Linked DNA regions of Homo sapiens: region 2 is linked to region 1. The links are chromatin contacts, found by Hi-C in ENCODE. All regions are on one chromosome and are shown on one strand. The core of a region is the stretch at or near the end of the contact, and the rest is flanking DNA. Distances in the headings are between cores, read along the strand shown.

The links. Hi-C counts contacts between places; a loop is a spot of excess contacts on that map. Pooled maps may share reads with other maps.
Region 2: a loop to region 1 is called in a pooled map, with 4 times the contacts of the local background. The contact joins two enhancer-like sites. A Hi-C loop is called at or near these places in 3 of 37 single-sample maps with no recorded cell type and 4 of 50 pooled maps.

What each region holds. Positions count from the first base shown.
Region 1 is chr12:116,671,763-116,676,314 of GRCh38, forward strand. The region is part of intron 1 of LINC03088 (long intergenic non-protein coding RNA 3088); the gene reads left to right. Among named protein-coding and RNA genes, the nearest start is that of LINC03088, 12 kb to the left of the region's middle. RefSeq lists an enhancer at 1,182-1,491. Within about 2 kb of position 1,554, at least 2 of the 41 ENCODE cell types and tissues checked have a DNase peak (open chromatin) inside an H3K27ac peak, as active enhancers do.
Region 2 is chr12:116,193,228-116,197,929 of GRCh38, forward strand. All of the region lies in intron 2 of MED13L (mediator complex subunit 13L), which reads right to left. Among named protein-coding and RNA genes, the nearest start is that of MIR620, 47 kb to the left of the region's middle. RefSeq lists an enhancer at 3,957-4,251 and a silencer at 3,957-4,251. Within about 2 kb of position 2,509, at least 3 of the 41 ENCODE cell types and tissues checked have a DNase peak (open chromatin) inside an H3K27ac peak, as active enhancers do.

The sequences.
Region 1 (4,552 bases), core at 304-2,803:
GGCTGGAGTGCAGTGGCATGATCTCGGCTCACTGCAACCTCTGCCTCCTGGGTTCAAGCGATTCTCCTGCCTCAGCCTCCTGAGTAGCCGGGATTACTGATGCATGCCACCAACCATGCCCAGCTCACTTTTTTTGTATTTTTAGTAGAGACAGGGTTTTCACCATGTTGGCCAGGCTGGTCTCATTGAACTCCTGACCTCAAATGATCTGCCTGCCTCGCCTCCCAAAGTGCTGGGATTACAGGCATGAGCCACTGCGCCCAGCCGAGCTTGTGCTTTAGAGAGGGGGAGAGAGAGAGAGAAAGAGAAAGAGAGCGAGATTGGATGGGTGGATAGATAGATAGATAATAGATTGATAAGACTTGATAGATTGATAGATGATAGATAAGATGATTGATAGAAGATAGATACGATGGATAGATGATTGATAGATGATAGATAAGATAGATGATTGATAGATAAGATAGATTGATGAAAGATAAGATAAATAGACTGATAGATGATCGGTAAAATACATAGATTGATTGATTTCGGGAGTACAGGTGCAGTTTTGTTATATGGATATATTGCATACTGGTGAAGTCTGGGGTTTAGTGTAGCCATCACCCGAATAGTGTACATTGTACCCATTAAGTAACTTTTCATCCCTCTCCCTCCCCCTCCCCACCCTTCTGAGTCTCCAATGTCTATTATTCCACTCTCTATGTGCATGTGTTCATATTATTTAGCTCCCACTTATAAGTGAGAACATGCAGTATTTGACTTTGTGTCTGTTATTTCACTTAAAGATAACTGCCTCTAGTTCCATTCACGTTGCTGCAAAGGACATGATTTCATTCTTTTACATGGCTGAGTAGTCTTCGTGTGTGTGTGTGTGTGTGTGTGTGTGTGTGTGTGTGTGAGAGATATTTATCCATTCATGTGTTCTGGATACTTAGCCTCTTTATCTTTGCTATTGTGAATAGTGCTGCGATATGGGTGCAGGTATCTTTTTGATACAATGATTTCTTTTCCTTCGGGTATATACACCAGTTTTGGGGTTGCTGGATCGAATAGTAGGACTATTTTTAGTTCTTTTGAGAAATCTCCCTACTGTTTTCCATAGAGGTTGTACTAATTTACCTTCCACCAGCAGTGTAGAAGTGTTCCCTTTTCTCCACATCCTCGCCAACATCTGTGATTTTTTTGCCTGTTTAATGATGGTCATCCTGACTAGAGTGAGATAGTATCTCACTGTGGTTTCAGTTTGCGTTTCTCTGATGATTAGCGATGTTGAGCATTTTTCACATGTTTCTTGGTAATTTGTGTGTCTCCTTTAACAAGATGTCTGTTCATGTCCTTTGTCCACCTTTTAATGGGGTTATTTGCCCTTTGTTGTTGTTGAGTTGTTCGAGTTCTTTGTAGATTCTGGATATCAGTCCTTTGTCAGATGCACAGTTTGCAAATATGTTCTCCCATTCTGCAGCTTGTCTGTTCACTCTGTTGATTATCACTTTTGCTGTGCAGAAGCTTTTTTAGTGAACTTTTGCTTTTACTGTAACACATGCCACATCCTGTCTTACATGACAGTTGGGTCCCTTGTTCTCATCTCCAGTAACTTTGCTTCCCCTCACTTCAGTGTCCAAGGGCCTGCCTTTCCTGCCAGGCTGTGAGGACCAGGAGCCCACAGCCGTGCCTGCATGCCTGTTTCAAGCTTGCTGTATACCCAACGCACAGCACAACAAATGCCTGTATTTTCTTTTTTTTTCTTTCTTTCTTTTTTTTTTTTTTTTTTTTGAGACAGAGTCTCACTTCGTCGCCCAGGCTGGAGTGCAATGGCGTGACCTCAGCTCAATGCAGCCTCCAAAAAAACAAACGAAAATATTTATAGCTACTTTTAATTACATGTAGATTAAGGGGCAGTTTATGCAGAAATTTCAAGGAAAGGGTGGTAGCATTTGGGTCCTCGGTCTTTGCCACGGAAAGGAGCAGTAACTCCCAGTGTTGCCATGGCAATGGTAAACTGTCAGCGCTCACAGGTGGGCGTGTCTTATGGAGAGGTGCTACTGCCCCATCCCTGTTTTAGCTAGTCCTCAATGTGGTCCAGTGTCCAAGCCCCACCCCTGGAGTTAAGTCCCGTCTCCTGCTTCACTGGTTCTAGGGAGCTCTGGGATAACCTGAGATCTCCCTTGTATCCGCCCAATATTGCCCTTACGTCCTTATGGATGTTGTTTCCAAGAACACACACCCATAAACCTGCACACAAATCTCTGCCTCAGAATCTATTTCCCAAGGGCGCCACCTAGGAAAGAAGGCATAACAAAGTTTGGGGGAAAATATTGTCTTGTCTTCTCCAGTAACCACAGACCAGCAGGCCCGTACATCTCAGCTTCTTCTTAACCTGGGTAACATCAATGCCTGTTCTGTTCCAGATAGGTTCTCATTCTGTTGATTAGATTTAATAGGGAGAATTGGGGGGCCTTCTGGTTTTCTGGCCAGCTTTTCCTATTGATGCCTTCCAAAGTCATTCAACTTCCTGCCTTGAGATGTATCAGTGACTTCCCACTGCTCTGGGGAAAGGCTGCATATGGCCCGGCTTTCTCTGTGTCCTCACCTTATCCACACATGCTTCCTGAGCTACATCTGAAGCTTGTCAATTGCTCATTTCCTCCACCACAGGGCCTTTGTATATGCTGTTTATGGTGCCCACACCCCACCGACCCCACCCCTTATTCACTGAATTAACTCTTGTTTATTCTTCAGATATTAATTCCGTTGTCTTTTCCTTGAGGCGACCTTTTCCCAGAGGCACAACTGCATAGTGTCCAGGGTCTATGATACCTTTAGGGGCCCAGAAAAAAAGGCTTAATTTCTTTTAAAATCAGAAGAGGGAGACAGTGACTATATTATGATGAATCCAACCTGGATTTATACCAACAAAGTTGCAAAATGTAATTTTTTTTAATGAGAAAAAGCCCCCGCCCACCCCCCTACAGGGCAAAAGTCCCTCAGACCTTTTCTGGCCTCCCCCTAACCCACCAGCACTGCTAGGTCAGGTCTTCCCTAAGTAAGATGCTTTCACTCTGCCCTGAACTCTTCTGCCTAGGCAGGTACCACGGTTGTAACTTGACATTTGGCCCCTAAACCACTAGCTGGATGAAGGCAGGGACCATGTCAGACTTATTCTCTGTGCAACACCGAGTCTACACAGCACTTGGCTCTTATTATATGCTCAATAAACATTTGCTGCAAGTATGACTAAGCGAAAATGATCAGACTTCACAATCATCCCACAAGAACACTCATTCCATCTATTATTTTTTTGTTTCTTTTAGAGGCAGGGTCTTATTCTGTTGATTCTGTTGCCCAGGATGGAGTGCAGTGGCACCATCTAGTTCACTGCAGCCTTGACCTCCTTGGATTACACGATCCTCCTGCCTCAGCCTCCCAAGTAGCTGGGACTACAGGCTCACCCCACTGCACCCAGCAAATTTTTAATTTTTTTTTTTGTAGAGATGAGGTCTTACCATGTTTCCCAGGCTGATCTCAAACTCCTTGGTTTCAGGCAGTCCTCCTGCCTCAGCCTCCCAAGGCCTTGGGATTACAGGCGTGAGCCACTGCACCCGGCCCACACTCCATCTACTTCTAACTCCCTGCCTCTCCTGCAGGCCAGAGGGGAGGGGAGGGGAAAAGCCTGCAAGACGGAAACCAGGAGGAAAGACTCACAATGGACGTGAGAGAATTGGTGGTACTCAACCTTTCTCCCTGATAGGGGAGTCAGGCCGGGGGAGGTGGGTGGCGGCAGAGATTTAGCGTAAACAAACATTTCCTTGTCTGGTAGGTCATTTTGTAATTATATGCAGGTCAAGCTCTTTAGAGCTCCCGGAAATCAGACAATATCTGCCTGCAGAGAGGCCAGTCCTGCTCCAGGGCCCCCAGCGTGGAGGGGACTTTCATCAGAAGATCTTTCCCTATCCAGGCAGGAATCTAAGTGACCGTCCGGTGTGAAACAACGAAGCCAGCAAAAAGCAATAGGAAGGAGAGCCGACCTCAGAGTTCAGAAGATAAGCGGGGGAACAAAATGAATACGTGAACTTGGGGAAAACGGGCTGAGCCTGAAGCCCTGGGCAAGGTTCTCTGGGGAAAAGGGGATGACATTGACCTTGGCCTTCATGCTCTCGGGAGGGACGCTGGCAAGAGTGATGGAGAGAGGCACCTTTGTACATAGGACATTCCAAGCCACCACTTGGTACTCTCCATGGATGGCAAATGTGTCAACTTTGAGAGAGGATAACAGACCATTAAGAGAAAGCAAAGGAGGCTGTTGCCAGAGGTGGAAATTGGTTCTTGCCAACTAACTGCCCTCCTTCAATTTCACTCGGTCAAGGCAGTGGGGATTTTTCAAATCATCCTCATGGCTGTGGTTCCAGCACCACCCTGGGAGGGATGGGGTTGCAGGGTAAAGACTATAAAGAAGAGGGCTGGGTGCAGTGGCTCATGCCTGTAATCCCAGCACTTTGGAAAGCTAAGGTAGGCAGATCACTTGAGGTCAGGAGTTCAAGACCAGCCTGGT
Region 2 (4,702 bases), core at 1,259-3,758, 480 kb before region 1:
TTGAGCCCAGGAGTTTGCAACTGCAGTGAGCTACGATCATGCCACTGCACTACAGCTTGGACAACAAAGCAAAATCCTGTCTTTAATAATTTTAAGTTTTTAACCTGAAGCTTATTTATTTTAGAAATAATCAAAAATATTTTTCAATGTAATAGAAGTACTATATTGTCCATGCTTTGTCTTAGGAACAAAACATCTAAACTTTAAACTCAAGCACAAATATCAACTGAGAATAGGTCTACATATTAACTTACTGTTTTAGAAGTACTTGAAATGTGAGTCATCTAATTATTTTTCGGTATTTCCAAAAAAATTCTCAAGTAGTTTATCTAAATGCATTGTCAAATCTGGTCAAGATGAAGATTTAGTGTAAAGTAGAAATCTCTCAGAAAAAAAAAACTCCTAATAATCACTAATACCTCGCTATTTTTGTTTAAAAAAAAAGGTAAGAATTTCTAATTACTAATAATCAGAGTCCCCAAAATCAAAGGAAAAAGCACAAAGAAATGAAAACCACATATCTGCTTCTCTAGAGAAAGGAAATCATCATGGGAATAGTAGGAGTCACAATCAAGAATCACATCCAGTCCAAAGAATGTAACTCACAAGTAAACCGATCACTGTACATCAGTCTCCTAAGAAATACCTTTATGAATGAACTCAATGAGAAGCTAGTCAAAGATTAAAGCTGATCAAAGTAGTTAGCAAAAAGACATTAACAAAGTTCAATTTCACTATTAAAAAGCTCCAATTAACTTTCCAGCCTTTCAGCAATTTACAAAACTTTACCAGAACCTAAATAAGTTTACTCAATCAGAATATTTCCTATCTCCAATTTTTAAAGATGTAGATGTAAATGACAAAAGAAGAGAAGATGACGGAAGGGTATTTAAAAAAACAAAAAACAAAAAAATAACCCTGTCTATACCCACACCCCTACTTCTTTTTTTCTTTTGAGACAGAGTTTCGCTCTTTTTGTCCAACCTGGAGTGCAATGGTGCAACCTCGGCTCGTCGCAACCTCCACCTCCTGGGTTTAAGCGATTCTCCTGCCTCAGCCTCCTGAGTAGCTGGGATTACAGACTTGCACCACCACGCCCAGCTAATTTTGTATTTTTAGTAGAGACAGGGTTTCTCCATGTTGGTCAGGCTGGTCTCAAACTCCCGACCTCAGGTGAGCCACCCACCTCCGCCTCCCAAAGTGCTGGGATTACAGGCATGAGCCACCACTCCCAGCCACCCCTACTTCTTTTTAAGTACAGGGTATTTCCTAATCATAGTAAAAATCATTCAGGACTACTTCATCTACAAATCCTCAATCCATCTGATCAAATTCACCTTAACCACATTCAAAAGCATCACGAAAATATTAAGCCCACAATGCTAAATAAACTTTGGCTGAACTGCATAAAGAGAAATATTTATATGTTCTAGAGAATATGAAAAGATTCACAAGATTGTTTAAAAAATCAAAAGCTTGTTAAAAATAAAATATGACTGAAATATAATAAGCTAGAAATAATTTTTTTAATTTACTGGAACTTCCAATCAAGATGGCATCATAAATTGCTTTGAAAACCCACCCTGTTTCAAATACAAAGCAACAACAGGCAAAATCCTGGAGAAGACATTTTAAAGACCTACCTAACTAAAAAAGACCAGCATCACCATGAAACAGAAATATGTAACAGAGAGTGGGCAGAAGGTATAGGGCTGCTAGGCTCTGGTTTCAGAAGGAACCAGTGAAGGCCTAGGTTTCAGATCCTATAGAAACAGGAATAAAAGTGGCCCACCTAAGATAAGGGACTGAGGCCGAAATTGGGCTGAAAACAAACTGCTACTAACAGCTGCCTGGGGGTAAGTAAGCTGTGTGGACTTTCAGGAAGTATGTCTTCTCAGAAACTGAGTGCCTAGGAAAGTGAGAATACTAGGGCTTCAGCCACACTATCCCACTGCCTGGCCAACTGGAACAAAGATGCAGGTGTATCTACCATCAGTGGGAGACAAGTGCCCTCTGCTGCCAATCTAAGACCTTGGTGGGGGTGGGGGCAACAGGGAGAAGCAGTTAAGAATACGTGCAAAACCACTAGAAGGGACTGTGGGGAGTGGGGGGACTTCCCAGTCAAAGCTGTACCATGACATAAAGAAAACGAATAAAAACACAGCAACTGAAATACAAAATCCCTTCAAACAAAATAGAAACAGAAAAGCCTGAAAATAGTATGCTTAAAATTTTTTTCTTTTTTTGAGATAGAGTCTGGCTCTGTCACCCAGGCTAGGGTAGCACAATCTCGGCTCACTGCAACCTCCGCCTCCCAGGTTCAAAGCGATTCTCCTGCCTCAGCTTCCCAAGTAGCTGAGATTACAGGTGTGCGCTACCACACCAGCTAATTTTTGTATTTTCAGTAGAGACAGGATTTTGCCATGTTGGCCAGGCTGGTCTTGAACTCCTGACCTCAAGCGATCCACCCACCTCAGCCTCCCAAAGTGCTGGGATTACAGGCGTGAGCCACTCTTTTACTCTTTATAAAAGAGTAAAATTTCTTTTATAAAGGGAAAAAAAATCACAACAAGCAGAAGTGAAACAAGGCTAGGTGGAAATGAAAAAGAATTTAAAAGCTAAAGAATGAATATTTTAACTCAAAGTAAGTTTTAAATAATTTTAAAATAAGCAATGGAAATGAAAAACTGAGTAAGAGATAAAATGTAAACAGTAAAAATTGAAAAGGAGTTAATAAACTAGAGAATAATAATGAAGAATTTAACTAGAAAGTTGCAGAGGCAAAGAAGTTTTAAAGATATATTATGGAGGCCAGAAAACAAGGTTCAATGATATATTTAACAGCAGTTTCAGAACAAGCAAAGAGGCAATGAGAAAAGAAAAAATTACACTGAATCATATATTATCCAGATCAACAACATAACAAAGAAAATTATAACCTAATGGATAATCTAACTTTCAAGTAGCAAGAAAAAAAATTACTGGTTGAACTCATCTAGCTTAATTTTTAAATTATATTTTTTACTGTTGACCTCACTTTAGAGGGCCAAATTGTGTACAGAATACATGCTACCCAAGAACACCACAGAGGTCCTCTGGGTGTTTCCACAGAGCAAAATTGAAAACAGGGCCAATAAGTAAGGTGCAATTAACAAAAAAAAAAAAAGTCTGACTGGCCCAGTCTTCGGCTTCGGCTGCAACTTAATAGTCCTTTAAATTCAGTTTCTAACACCCAGAGAAATGACACATGAGATAAGAGTGCTTTCTTTCCAAAACGGTGGCAATAAAACTTGTGATTGGGGTAGAAGAGTACTAGAATAGTAGATTACAGAATTGAGTAACAGGATTTCTTGTTAACTAAAACCAAATATACAATCAAAAAGCAAACCTACTGCCATCAACACAATTTATTCAATCAGAAGTATCTTTTAACCTTTCTCTCCAAATTTAAAATAAATAGAAAAGTAATAATGCTGATAATTTAGGCTGCATTTATATTATAAAATTTTAACTCTCTTTTTGGTGGTCCAGCTGTGTCTACATAGCTTAAGAATCTGATGGTTTTATCTAAACTAGTTAAGACATACAGCTGGTTAAAGTTTTGTGTATTTTAGGGGCACTATCAGATTAATAAAAGTGCATTAATTTTAGCATTAGACAGACATGTCTTCAAAATTTGAAGGCATTTATATCTAGTTATATACTTAGTAATTCTTTTTGATGGGAATACATATCAATGGGAATCTTTCAAAGATATATAGTAGTTTGAACAGTAACCATATTAAGTCTGAAAACACAAACAATAAGACAGAACATCAGTTCAGTGTCTCTCTCTCAAGACAAAGCATACTCTTTGCTGGTGATAAACAGCACACTCACTTTACTTTAGTCTAAGCCTCCACCCACATAATCCTTAAAATTATATTAAGCTCCGGTGGATGAAAATACAGCAGCAGTCCTGCAGCCTAACTGCAAAGATGAAACCGTGTACTCGGCTGAAGGGCTGGTCTCCCTAACTAGCACGGTTCAGTCAGCATCTATCTGACAGCACAAGATACACAGCACACGCTTTCTTTAGTTATCTGTACATGTCAGTAGGACTCTGGCCCACTGCCATAAGGAACTCTATCTCTGTTCTCTGCTTTATCTCGTTGTCCATTCTTCAGTCATTTAGCACAACCACTACTTTATTTTCATCAGTAAGATGTTCTTCTGGGACACAAATGGGAGCTCCAACTGCTTCAAAAGCAGTTACTTGGCCAGGCGTGGTGGCTCACCCCTGTAATCCCAGCATTTTGGGAGGCCGAGGCGGGCGGATCACCTGAGGTCAGGAGTTCAAGACCAGCCTGACCAACATGGAGAAACTCCATCTCTACTAAAAATACAAAATTAGCCGGACATGGTGGCGCATGCCTATAATTTCAGCTACTCGGGAGGCTGAGGCAGGAGAATCATTGAACCCAGGATTCGGAGGTTGTGGTGAGCAGAGATTGTGCCATTGCACTCCAGCCTGGGCAATAAGAGTGAAACTCCGTCTCAAAAAAAGAAAAAAAGGAAAAAAAAAAAGCAGTTACTCACCAGCTGCTAGCTAAAAATCATGAAAATTAGAAAGCAACTCTTTATGATTTTTTAATCAAAGTAGTGTAACATTTTAAATTGGCATTTATCACCCAGCAATCCATTTCTTTTGTAGAAAGCCAAA